Regions from separate parts of the Homo sapiens genome. Here all the other regions are linked to region 1. The links are chromatin loops, found by intact Hi-C in ENCODE. Cell type or tissue: OCI-LY7. All regions are shown on one strand.

Region 1 (4,000 bases):
GGTTTTGCCTTTACTTTTAAATGGCAAAACCCACAATTACGTTTGCACCAACCTATGTGTGTTCATGAAATACCTATCCCTGCATGAATTAATAAATCCCATGGGTCTTGGATATGGGGTGGCTGTTCATTACTTCTCAGTGAAGTACAAATGTGTGTGTCTGTTCATCTTTTAAATATAGCATTCCTTATTAATTTTAATTTCATAGCAATTTATTGGCACCCACTATGTACCTGATAGTGTCAGCTCTATTAGCATACTACAGCTAAAAAAGCTTAGCTTCACATATTGACAACACTATATTGTACAATTTTTCGTTGTCTCTGAAACAAAGAGACATAACACTTTGCCTTACAAGCGTTCACCCATGGATTCCCCATGTTCTCTGCCAAGAGTAAAATGTAGGGCAACTGATAAGAGGCTGCACAGCTAACACACAGGAGGAGAAGCCTGTTCTCATGGGTTTGCTTCTGCTTCTTACGGCTCATTTCACAGAAAATTCACTTTTCTGTGTCTTAATTTCCCCAGCTACAAAGAAAGAAAAAACTATTTATTTTGTGAACACAGGAATAGATAAAGATTCAGTGACTAGGTTTAATGGGGTCATTTAATTTTCTACCTAGACCTATTACTAAATACGCTGTAATTTGAAACAACAAAAATAGTGTGTGCTGTCAAGGCTGCCAGCTTATATAAGTAAACCTAACCATTAGAACCAACCGGTTTGTGCACGTCGTTATGACCCCAAAAGTTCCTATGCATATCGCTTGAGAAAAATTTCACGATATCATGGAAAAGTGGATGAAAATGACTTTAGGTTGAATTTAAACAGTTATTTTTAAAAGCCTTGATAAAGGAAAAATAATGCAACAGGTAGAGAACATGCTCAATAGTTAAATATTGGAACTCATCTCTAAAATGTGTAAATCCAGCAAGTCAGATTAACTACTCTCTTCTTAGTTCCTCTGGATATTGATATCATGTATATACATGGTAGAGATTTTCCCTTCCTTATTTGAAAAATTATTTGTGTAGCCTTGTCTGAAAATCATCTCTTTGCCTATATTAAATGATTTATAGGTCTACAAAAATTAGCATAGCAATGTAAATTATAGTTCCAGCTTTGTTACTAATTAGGCGTGTCATTTTAGTTATATGTCTTAATCTTTCTGGATTTCAGCTTCATCTGTAAGGTGAGGGGCAGAGCAGAGAAGATGTATAAGTGGCGTACGCACCGCCACTCACCATGCTGTTTGCGGCAAGCATTACTAATCAAGCATGACAATCTTTCCCATTGAACTCACACATTGCATAGGATCCTTTTCATCACAGCGTATCTCTGAATTAGATTTTACCTGATTTTATTGAACACTTACTATATGTCAGCCACTATTTAGGATACTTATCTGTATTAACTAGCTTAATTATGACACAATTATGACAGGATTCTATGAGGCACGCAAATTAATATCCTTATTTTGCAGATTAGGAAAGTAAGGCCCCAAAATTTACATATAGTAAGCAACAGAGCGTAAAATCAAGCAGCCTGTGCTTTCCTTCATTTTGTTACTTTGCCTTTGAGTTCTCTAGAGTCTATTTTAACACAAATTCTATGGGTAGTACTAAAAGCATGCCACAAACATTTGACAGTGAGAAGTATTCTCTGCTCTTTGGGATTTGTTTTATTTTGTTTTTTAGTTTCTTCACAGCTTTATTCTCAGCACCTAGCCCCGTGCCTAACAGATGGTGGACACTCAGTAAATATTGATTGAATGAATAAATGCTGCCATCCCCACAGCCAGTATCACTATACTTTAAAAAACAGGCTGTGAAATTATCTCTTTTTTATATTGCATCAGTCTGCTATTCTGCAGACTCCACATTGATCATTTTCCAGGCAGCATCTTATTTGGTTTCCTCTGGCAGGAGCTACAAAAAGATTAAGAGAGGGAGGAACCCAAGGGGAACTCCCAGCTGTCCTATCTAATGTTCTATCTCAGTTCTTCACTGGTTGAGAGTTTATTATCATTTTAACAATTATCTGGGACCCACAAGTAAGAGGTCGGCCACAGGCAATTCTTAATTGTGGGAGCAGTGATGATGCTTTGCATAAGCTGACTCTTGCCATGCAAGAGAAGCAGCCCGAAACGAGAGTGGTCAATGCCAAACTGGGAGGAGTTGTGTCTGACTAAAGAACAGATGTTCTTGTGTATAATTAGTAGAGACTTGCAGTGACCTAGGTGGTTATTTAACTCAAAAAGGAAACAGCCAAGAAGCCAAATTTGGATAATTTTGAGGGGATTTCATGGTGAGTCATTGAGCAGACTTTAACAATGACACAAAAAGAACAAATTGGTAATCTAGTGTTTATAGTGATGTATGTAGAATTAACATCAGGACAACTTAAAACCAATGACACTTTTTGTCTGGATCCTTACGCTTTCACAAAATAAACTAGTACCTAGCTTATCTGAATTATAAGCGATAACAAAAGCTACAAGTAACCAGAAAAGCACGTTTGGAAGATGCTTATCAGTGACATTTTCTACAAATTATGACAAATGTATTTGAGGAGTAGTCTTTAAGATTCCTGGCATATGCAGATGTCTATCTGTATCACATGATAACCATGACTTTGGAAACCATTATATTTCTTTCAAATGCCAGACTGAATCCAGATATGAATGCTTGGACAGCTTCAAATAATGAAAATAAGAGTGTGCTAACATTGACTGCAGTGTACGAGATAAAAAGTAGGGCAGAGAAGGAGCAAACATAGACCCCCCAAAAAAGGCCATTGGCAGGAGCTACAGAAAGATTAAAGGGAGATGAAAGGGAGGGAAGGAGCCCGAGGGGAATTCCTAGCTGATGCTAATTGTACCATAGCCACCAGCTACCTCATTGGGTTCCTTTGTGGTTAGCACAATGGGGTACTGGTTGCTGTCCTCCAGGGAATTCTGCACAGCTCTGAAAAGAAAGCATTTCATGTATTATATGAGGTTGAGAGAAAGGTGAATAAAATAAGTTGGAGATATTGTCATATTAAGAGGAAATTAATATCCATTTTAATTAAAGGTAATCAATATTGGGAGATGTAGCAGGATGCAGAAAGAAGAGAGTTGCTAATTTCAATGCCATTAAAAAGCTGTGACCATAGGCAGGTGCCAGCACAGACAGACATCAGCTGCATGTACACCTGCTGTTCCCTGTGAAGTGGAGCAGTGGTTTCTGTCAGGTTCAAAATCAAATCATGAATTTTGCCTACATGTTGTCAAACTACCTGGGATAGTTTCCTCCCTCTTGGCAGCCCCTGACCCAACTAGCATTGTCATACCACTTTGTAATAATCCAAAGATTCTTCATCCCAGGTCTGTCCATTTCCGAGAGGCCCATGTCCCGAAACTGTTCCTCTCCCCCTGCTATGGACTGAATTATGTCCCCAACAAATTCATATGTGGAAGTTCTAAGCTCCAATGTGATGGTATTTGCAGATGGGATTTTTGAGAAGTAATTCGTTTTAGATAAGGTCATGAGGGTAGAGCCCCCACGAAGGGATTAATGCCCTTATAAGAAAGAAGAAACACTAGAGAGCTTGCTTTCTCTCTCCAGCTGCCTGAGGACACAAGAAGGCAGCTGTCTGTTACCTAAGAAAAGAGCCCTCACCAGACACTGACCCTTCTGGCCCCTTGATCTTGGACTTTCAACTTCCAAAACCATGAGAAATGAATTCCTGTTGTTTAATCCACCTACTCTATGGTATTTTGTTATGACAGCCCAAGCTGACTGAGACACCCTCTCTGCCCCATGCCATCCAAAATCACACTAAAGCATAGAAAGTGTGTGGTATATATATATATATATATATATATATATATTTTTTTTTTTTTTTTTTTTTCATTTAGGTAGTTAAACCATCCGGGTTCTTCGTAGAGTAGGTCATGCAGACTTGGCCAAGGGTACACAACTGCTCTTCATCTCACCCACAAAATGAGAGATTTAG
Region 2 (4,000 bases), 150 kb after region 1:
CTAGAGAAGAACTAGGTTTGGCATTTTCTAGATCTAGAGCCCACCTGTATTCTTTGGCTTGTGGCCTCCTTTTGCCATTTTTAAAAGCCAGAGCTATCAACATCAGATAACATATTTTCACTTTGCCATCTATCTTATCTTTGCAGATAGGAAAGGTCCATAAGTTTTAAGAAACTTGTGATTTGATTGAGCCTGCTTGAATTATCCAGGATAATCTTTCCTTCTCAAGATTCTTAACCTTATTAAATTGGCAAAGTCCTCTTTCCTATGCAAAGTAACATATTCACAGGTTCTGATGATCAGGGCATAGATATCACTGTAAGACACTATTTTGCCAACCATAGTGGTTATTAAAGCATTCTTTACAGAGAAGGGTGATCCTCATATGGGGTATTAAAGAATGAGCAAAGAGGAGTTTTGCTTCTGACTGAGATGAAGAGACTGCTTTTACCCTTTCAGCTAAAATAACAACAAAAAGACAAAATATATTAAACACCAACTTTCAAACATTGGATATCAGGCAGCACAGGGCAGTAATCTCTGAAAGAGAGGAAACAAATAAAGTGAGCATTAAGATTGCCCACCTTGCTCTATGGAAAGAGATTCCACTGAATTTAGGGAAAAAATCCCAGGAGAAACTCAGAGATCTGTTTCAGTTGAGGAGAAGGAGTTGGGAGTGGAGGGAGAGTGGATATTCCAGGGTGACTATATATCACAGGGAAGATTACCAGAAATGAGAGAGCTCCCTAGAGAGAGAATAGAGATCAACAGAGAGTCCCCTGGAGTTATTCACCAAGCACTGATCAGCACATTTGTCAGGAAACTATCTGAGACCAGGGAAACAGCTACCCAGAAGAAGCAGAGAGAATAATTCCTATAACTTATACAGGGCTCACAGTATTTTCAAACAATACCATTTACAACAGCATAAAAATATGAAATGCTTAGGGACAAATCTAATAATCTAATAAAATATATGTAATATCTACACACTGAAAACTGAAAAATGCTACTAAAAGAAATAACAGAAGACCTAAATAAATGGAGATATATACCATGTTCATGGATAAGAAGACTCAATATTTTTAAGATGTCACTTCTCTCCAAAATAATCTATAGATGTAACACAATTTCAAGGAATATCCCAGAAGTCACTTTTTTCATAGAAACTGACAAGATTATCCTAAGACTTATATAAAAATGCAAAGACTTCAGGACAGACAAAACAAACATTGAAAAAGAAGAATACATTTGGAGGAGTTACACTACGTCATTATAAGACTTAGCATAAAACTACTATAATCAAGACATTGTGTCATTGGCATAAAGTTTGACAAATAAATAAATGAAACAGAAAAGAGAGTCCAGAAATAGACTGACACAGACATGGTCAATAATTTTTTACAAAAATGCCAATAAAATTAAATGGAAGAAACTTATAATTTTCTCAAAAGATGGTGAAAGAACAATTGGATTTTATCTTGCAAAACATACACACACAAACACAAAACAAAAATCAAGAAAGGGTACAGAAAAGGCAAGATGGCTGACTAGACACAGCCAGGAGGAACAACTCCCACCAAGGGATGGGGCACTGGGAAGACTGGTGTACTCTAAGCAGATCTTCAGAGGGAAGGCATTGAGAATAGATGGAGGGAAGACACAGATGTTGGACTAAAGTGGGAGAAAACTGGGAATGTTGCATGGGGCTACTCTACACCAGGATGCATTCCTGGGCCCCAAAAACTCCTGGGGAAGGGGTGTGTTGAACAGGCAAGGAGAAACCTGCTCTTGCCACGGGCCTCTGGAATCTTGGCAGGAGGATACCTCTTGACCACCATGGACACTTACATTGGCAGGAAGAGCTGCTAAGAGAAGTGGTAGGGAAGAACTACAGCCAGAGCAGAACCCAGAGTGTTTAGTGTGGGAGCATCTGTAGAGGAGCATGGCCAGGGTCATCCCTTTCCCTAGGCTTGACTCACTCCCATTGGAGACATTAGCCCTAGGGGAACTGTCAGACCTGAAATCTGCAGAGAAATCTTGCCTATGAGACTGGGCCAGTTCAACCTGATCACCTCTCAGTCTGCTAGATACTCCTAGGGCCCCATCCCAGCCACGCCTGCTTGCAGTTCAGCCCCCCAGATACCTCCTAGGGGCCTGCATCATAGCTCCCATGATAGTGGACCACACACGTGACTAGCAGAGTACTCCAGCAGAGCAATCCCAGTGGACATGCACCAGCTGGCCTGCACCCTCCTCCCACTGCATCCTCCACTTGCTGCTTTGCCTGCACGCACTTGCCCACAGCCACCCCCCCCACCCACATTACTTTGCCAGTGTGTATGTGCAAGTGCAAACCATGCCTTCCCTTCCCTGCCAGTACACATGTGCATCTCCATCCTGCCATGCCACTATGCATGAAGAAAAGAGGACCTGCCCTGCCCTGAATGGCTACTGACACCTACAGGAATGTGCACAGACATGACACACAGTCCTGCACCCACCTGAGTCCTGCTCTCATGCTGAAACCACCACCTGCATGGACATGCACAGTCACACTTTCAATACCAGCCAGTGCTACAAATGCATACAGGAAAAGGCCTACTGCTTCTGTGAATACTGGCACAGATGCTATGCTGTTAATGCCAGCTGCTGCTGCAAATGCCCACATGGAGGCTGGCACCCTGGCACCCGCTAGCACCCTGTTGCAACTGACAAGGGTTCACCCCACCATGCTGCAGATGCAGCTGATACTGGCATGTGCAAACAAGGATGGATCCCACTGCCACCACCCTAGGATGTGCTTTGGCTGGCATTTCCTATTGGAATGTTATGAACAGCAGTCTGGGAGCACCTTGACTTTTCTAGTGCAACAAGTTCTTAACATCGAGGGGCCAGACTGGGTGCGGTGGCTCAGGCCTGTAATCCCAGCACTTTGGGAGGCCAACACGGGTGGATCATGAGGTCAGCAGATCGAGACCATCCTGGCTAACACGGTGAAACCCAGTCTCTACTAAAAATACAAAAAAAAATTAGCTGGGCGTGGTGACAGGCACCTGTAGTCCCAGCTACTCAGGAGGCTGAGGCAGGAGAATGGCATGAACCCTGGAGGCAGAGCTTGCAGTGAGCTGAGATCACGCCACTGCACTCCAGCCTGGGCGACAGAGTGAGACTCCGTCTCAAACAAACAAACCAACAAACAAAAAATAAACATCGAGGGGCCAGAGAACAAAGCAGGGTCCAATACAAGTCTCCCAGAGTTACAGCATGAAGTCCAGGAGTACTGAGCTGAGCCTTGGCCACTAAAATCTTCCAGAAATGAAGCCAGTCAATCTACCTTACATCACAAAAGCCATCAAATACAATAAAAGAAGAAAAAAATTCAAAAACAGCAACTTCCAAGATTGAAGGGCCATCAACTCACAAAGATGAGAAAAAACCAGTGCAAGAACTCAGACAACTCAAAAAGTCAGAGTGCCATCTTTCCACCAATCAACACTAATTCTCCAGAAAGGGTATTAACCAGGCTAAAATGGCTGAAATGACAGGAAGATAATTCAGAATATGGATAAGAATGAAGATAATTAAGATACAGGAAAACATTGAAATCCAATCTGAGTAAGCTAAGAGTCACAATATAAAGACACAGGAGTTGACAGACAAAATAGCCAGTACAGGAAAAAAAAATAACCAATCTGATAGAGCTGAAAAACACTCTGCAATAATTTTATAATGCAATCACAAGCATTATCAGCAGAACAGATCAAGCTGAGGAAATAATCTCAGAGCTTGAAGACTGACCTTCTGAAATAAGACAGTCAGACAACAATTTTAAAAAAAGAATGAAAAAGAATGAACAAAACCTCCATGAAATATGGAACTGTATAAAGAGTCCAAATCTATGACACTTGGGCATCTCTGAAAGAGATCAGGAGAATGAAAGCAGCTTAGAAAACATACTTCAGGATATCATCCATAAGAAGTTCCCCAACCTAGCTAG
Region 3 (4,000 bases), 650 kb after region 1:
CTACCAAATCCAGCCAGGTGTAGAGAGGCAGTGTTACTGACCAGGACCCAGCAGACAGGAGAGCTGCCATGATAGGATTCTGCTGCCACCAAAAATATATAAAGGAAACAGGTGCCCTAACACACGTGTAAACCCAGTACCAGTGGCAGAAATAACACAAATACATTTCTCATGCAAAATAGGCTAAATGATAAATATTTGCATCACATAGACTGCTGAAAATTAACCTTTCTTTTTGGGGGTTACCACCATGACTATGTGGTTTCAAAGGAGGTTAATATCACATGTTTAACTTCAACTCTGTAAAGCCAGGATGAAGCTAGCATACAAAATACATTTTGGTAGAAATCTAGGTATGTGGAAGGTTGCTATGAAAAAATGAAAAGAGGAATGATAGAAGTATATTTTCTTTTATATACAAAAAATGAAGTCCCAAAATATGGTTTGTTGAAGTAGCTATTGACAAGATGTTAAAATTATTTTTCCTTTGCTTTGGTTAAAACAGCCTAGGAACGGCAATCAGTTCCCCTTCTATAAGTAGCATAAAAACACAGTGACAGGACTACTTTTAGAACAGAATAAACAACTTTCAAGAAAAGAAATTAATTTTAAGTAAAATTAAACATTTTACCAATAACTAAAATTTTTAAAAAGGTAGCATCTTCATCCTAACATCTTGGGCATAACACACACCAATTAAAAAATCAAATTTCTTTCACAATAGAATTACAGGTGTTAATGCAACAAGCTATGAAGTGAAATTACTTTAATTTTTTTAAAAGAAATCCTAGCAATGAAAAATGAGTTTGAAAAATTGACATTTTCTACAATTCTACATTTTGAAAAATAATTGACTAATACTTTTTTACAGAACACAATTCAAACTATTGTTGGCATTTCAATATATTCCTAAAGATGGTTAAAAGAACATTTAGTATACCAAAACTGGAATAGAGTTTATAATTCTCATTTACGGCTATGAAAAGGCAATCAACTTCTATTTAAAACTGTAACCAGTGATGAAATATATTTCGAAAACATAAACATTTGGTCTGACAATCTTTAATATTTGTTAAAAACAGTCTGATGTTTGTTGCTGATGGAAGTTATTTTAATCCAATGTGCAAAAAAAGTGCAGCTGTCTACTTTTTACTTGAAATACGTAAGACCAACACTACTATTTACACACTTAAAAGATTTTAAATTTATTAATTTAAGTAAGCATACTGCATCTCCTTTATGGATAAATCATGTGCCCCACAGAGCCCCAAAGCTTGATGACATTCTGTAAAGTTACACAAATGTATCTGAAGAAGTTATCTGTTCTTGTCCTAATTTTGATTCTAAATAAAAATCCAATTTCAAAATCAATTAAGATTTTAATCTAGGAAATCTTGGGATTGTTACACATGTAAAAAACCTTATCTCTGAGAGCCTTTTCTATTCTTCTTACCACAGGTCCACTCACAAATCGCAGCTGGTATGGACTGGTACTGCCCCAAATAAGAGGAACCTAAGAGCTTGGCTCCAAGACCCCCCACCATCCCGGTGGGTTTGCTTGGCCTTTAGGATGTGTGACTACAGCTTTTGGGTAGGTACAGGGCAATCAAGATTGAGGAAGAACACTTCAGCAAAGCAACCATTATTTGTCCACAAAAACAGTGAAAAACAGTGATATAAAATTAACAAACCAAATATAAATCTAACGCCATTCTGCATTTCCAGAACTTTTTTTATATTTGTGCAGTGTTCTTGGTCAACCACTCACCAATTTTCTGCGTCTATCTGAAGTACTTTTAAAGTTATTAAAACTGCTCTTTTGACCATAAGTCACATAGAATTGTGATTAGGAAATCAATTTACTTATTACTCTGTGCAGGGCACTTGCTAGGGTGGTGAGTGTAAAGGAACTAAAAATGGAAGTCTCTCACTTCTAAACTGGACACAGGAGTTCTCAAATTAAAATAATAAAAAAAAAAAAGGGAGAGAGGTGCTTACTGGGCAACATTAATACTAGACACCAGACAAGACAGTGAAACGGTTTGGTCAGAACTGAGGAACACCATTTCCTTGAAAAGTCTTAAAAATAGCTAACCAAGCACTGCCTTAAGTCCAGTGAGTACAATGTTCCATACGTTTCCACAAAAATATTGTAACTGGCATTCACTCATTATGATCCACGTCATCTCAGTCTCCACTTTCCAGGCAAAGTGTCCCTGTCCCACCGCCTCTAGCTACAGGCTATCGTCTCCAGCTGCTGTTCTGCTTCCGCAGCCATCGCTGCCGCCTGCAACTGTTCTGTCTCGCTCTGGATGGCACTGGGGGTAACCTGCTTCCTTTCACTGTGCATATTGTTCTCGTGCCTTTTCAGATCAGATGCCTTGGCAAATGCCTTGGTGCAGGAGCCACACACAAAAGGCTTTTCCCCTCTGTGTCTTCTTTCATGATCCTTGAGGTGAGACTTGTGTTTGAAGGCTTTGTCACACATGTGGCACGCAAACGGTCTTTCATTACTGTGAACTCTCTCATGCTTCTTTAAGTCTGGGGCACGGATAAATGATTTTCCACACACCTCACAGCTATAGGGCTTATATCCTGTGTGGATTTTTAGGTGTTCTTTCAGGTGGGCCTGTGTGGTGAAACCTTTTGTGCACATTTCACAAACAAATGGCCTGTCCGCCGTGTGGAGTTTCTCATGCTTCCTCAATCTGCCTTCATCAGAAAACGTCTTCCCACACGCCTGGCAGGCAATCTGCTCCCGATGGTGACCATAAAGCAAATACTCAAACTTCATGTCACTGGCGGCTGTTGTCCAGCCTGGTGTCTGTTCATCTTTCACTTCACTCATCCCATCATTAAATGTTAAGGCTTGAGGGGTCTGGGACCCCAAGTCTTTTGATTCTGGGGTCTCCATGGATTCTACTTCCTGGCCGTAGCAATTGACCTTCCGAACTTCCTCACTCCCCAGCTCTTTCAGGATCGCTTCCTGAACCCTGAGCGTTGTGGTGGGCGACTTGCCGTCCTCCTGACTCGGGGGTGTGCCTTCTACTGTGTCATCAGAAGGACTGTCATCCTGATCCCCGATTTCCTCTACATCATCATCCTGGGTGTCAGCAGCATCTCCAATGGGGCGATTTATTTTAAGGCAATACTTACTTTTGGACTGACCATTGTTTTCATCGGGACTGGACACATCACGCTTCTGAGAACACAGTTTATCCAAAAATCGGATACCAAGAATCTGACCCGATGACATCATTAAGTTAACATCTTCTTTTTTCACGGAAATCTTTGCTGTGTACATGTAGTTCAGGACCTCTTCAAATATATCAGAACGAAGAAAATCTATTTCTATGACCGAAGAACTATCAACCTCAAGCTTCTTGAAAAGCTTTTTAAAGTAAGTGCTGCAGGCAGCAAGAACACATCTGTGTGCTCTGAATTTCACATCCTCAACCACAATAGCAATATCACAAAATTCTCCTTCCAGGCGTTGTTCATTTAGTGTTTTCAGAAACAGAGTTTTATGATCATCGTCATTATATTTAATGGTTTCAGACATACTGATGAAAAACTCCTACAAAAAAAAAAAAAGTTTAGTAATTATAAATAGTACTTTTCCATATAGAGAACACAGTCACATTTTCATTTCCTGGTCAATCTATGGAACCTAACAATTTCAGAAAGTCAATGTTAAGAGTGGTCTTTGAATATGGGTAGAAAAGACTGATCCCAACTCAAGGATCTCCATATTGTTACTCCTGTTCATCTTCAATTTACTAAGTATTTGCCTAGTTATATCCCAGGCATTGTTCTATGTGCTTTACATGTTTTAATTAATTTAATATTCAGGTAACCTCATGAGTACGTATCACTATCCTTATTTTAGAGACAAAGTTAGAAATCTGCCCAATATTCTATAGCTATTTAGTGAAGAGCTGGGACTTAAATGCAGACAATCTGGCTGCAAAACCAGTGCTTCCTGACTAGAGATAATCAA

What was found. Hi-C counts contacts between places; a loop is a spot of excess contacts. Peaks named below come from ENCODE experiments on the same cell type or tissue, not always from the same donor. Only the 100,000 strongest peaks of a DNase experiment are listed, where the experiment ranks them.
Region 2: a loop joins it to region 1, with 8 times the contacts of the local background. A loop is called at or near these places in 1 of 110 quality-filtered maps.
Region 3: a loop joins it to region 1, with 15 times the contacts of the local background. A loop is called at or near these places in 1 of 110 quality-filtered maps.

The regions. Positions count from the first base shown.
Region 1 is chr18:4,637,626-4,641,625 of GRCh38, forward strand. No RefSeq gene overlaps it. Among named protein-coding and RNA genes, the nearest start is that of DLGAP1, 180 kb to the left of the region's middle. In OCI-LY7, no CTCF peak of the experiment used is centred here; DNase peaks (open chromatin) are centred at 2,156, 3,196 and 3,596; H3K4me3 peaks cover 2,653 bases; H3K27ac peaks cover 3,891 bases.
Region 2 is chr18:4,787,204-4,791,203 of GRCh38, forward strand. No RefSeq gene overlaps it. Among named protein-coding and RNA genes, the nearest start is that of LINC01892, 290 kb to the right of the region's middle. In OCI-LY7, a CTCF peak has its summit at 2,466; a DNase peak (open chromatin) is centred at 2,518.
Region 3 is chr18:5,288,628-5,292,627 of GRCh38, forward strand. ZBTB14 (zinc finger and BTB domain containing 14) reads right to left here. Exons shown (of 4, transcript NM_001243702.2): 4 at 395-3,577. The coding sequence ends at 2,231. Among named protein-coding and RNA genes, the nearest start is that of ZBTB14, 5.1 kb to the right of the region's middle. In OCI-LY7, no CTCF peak of the experiment used is centred here; a DNase peak (open chromatin) is centred at 54; H3K4me3 peaks cover 2,966 bases; H3K27ac peaks cover 4,000 bases.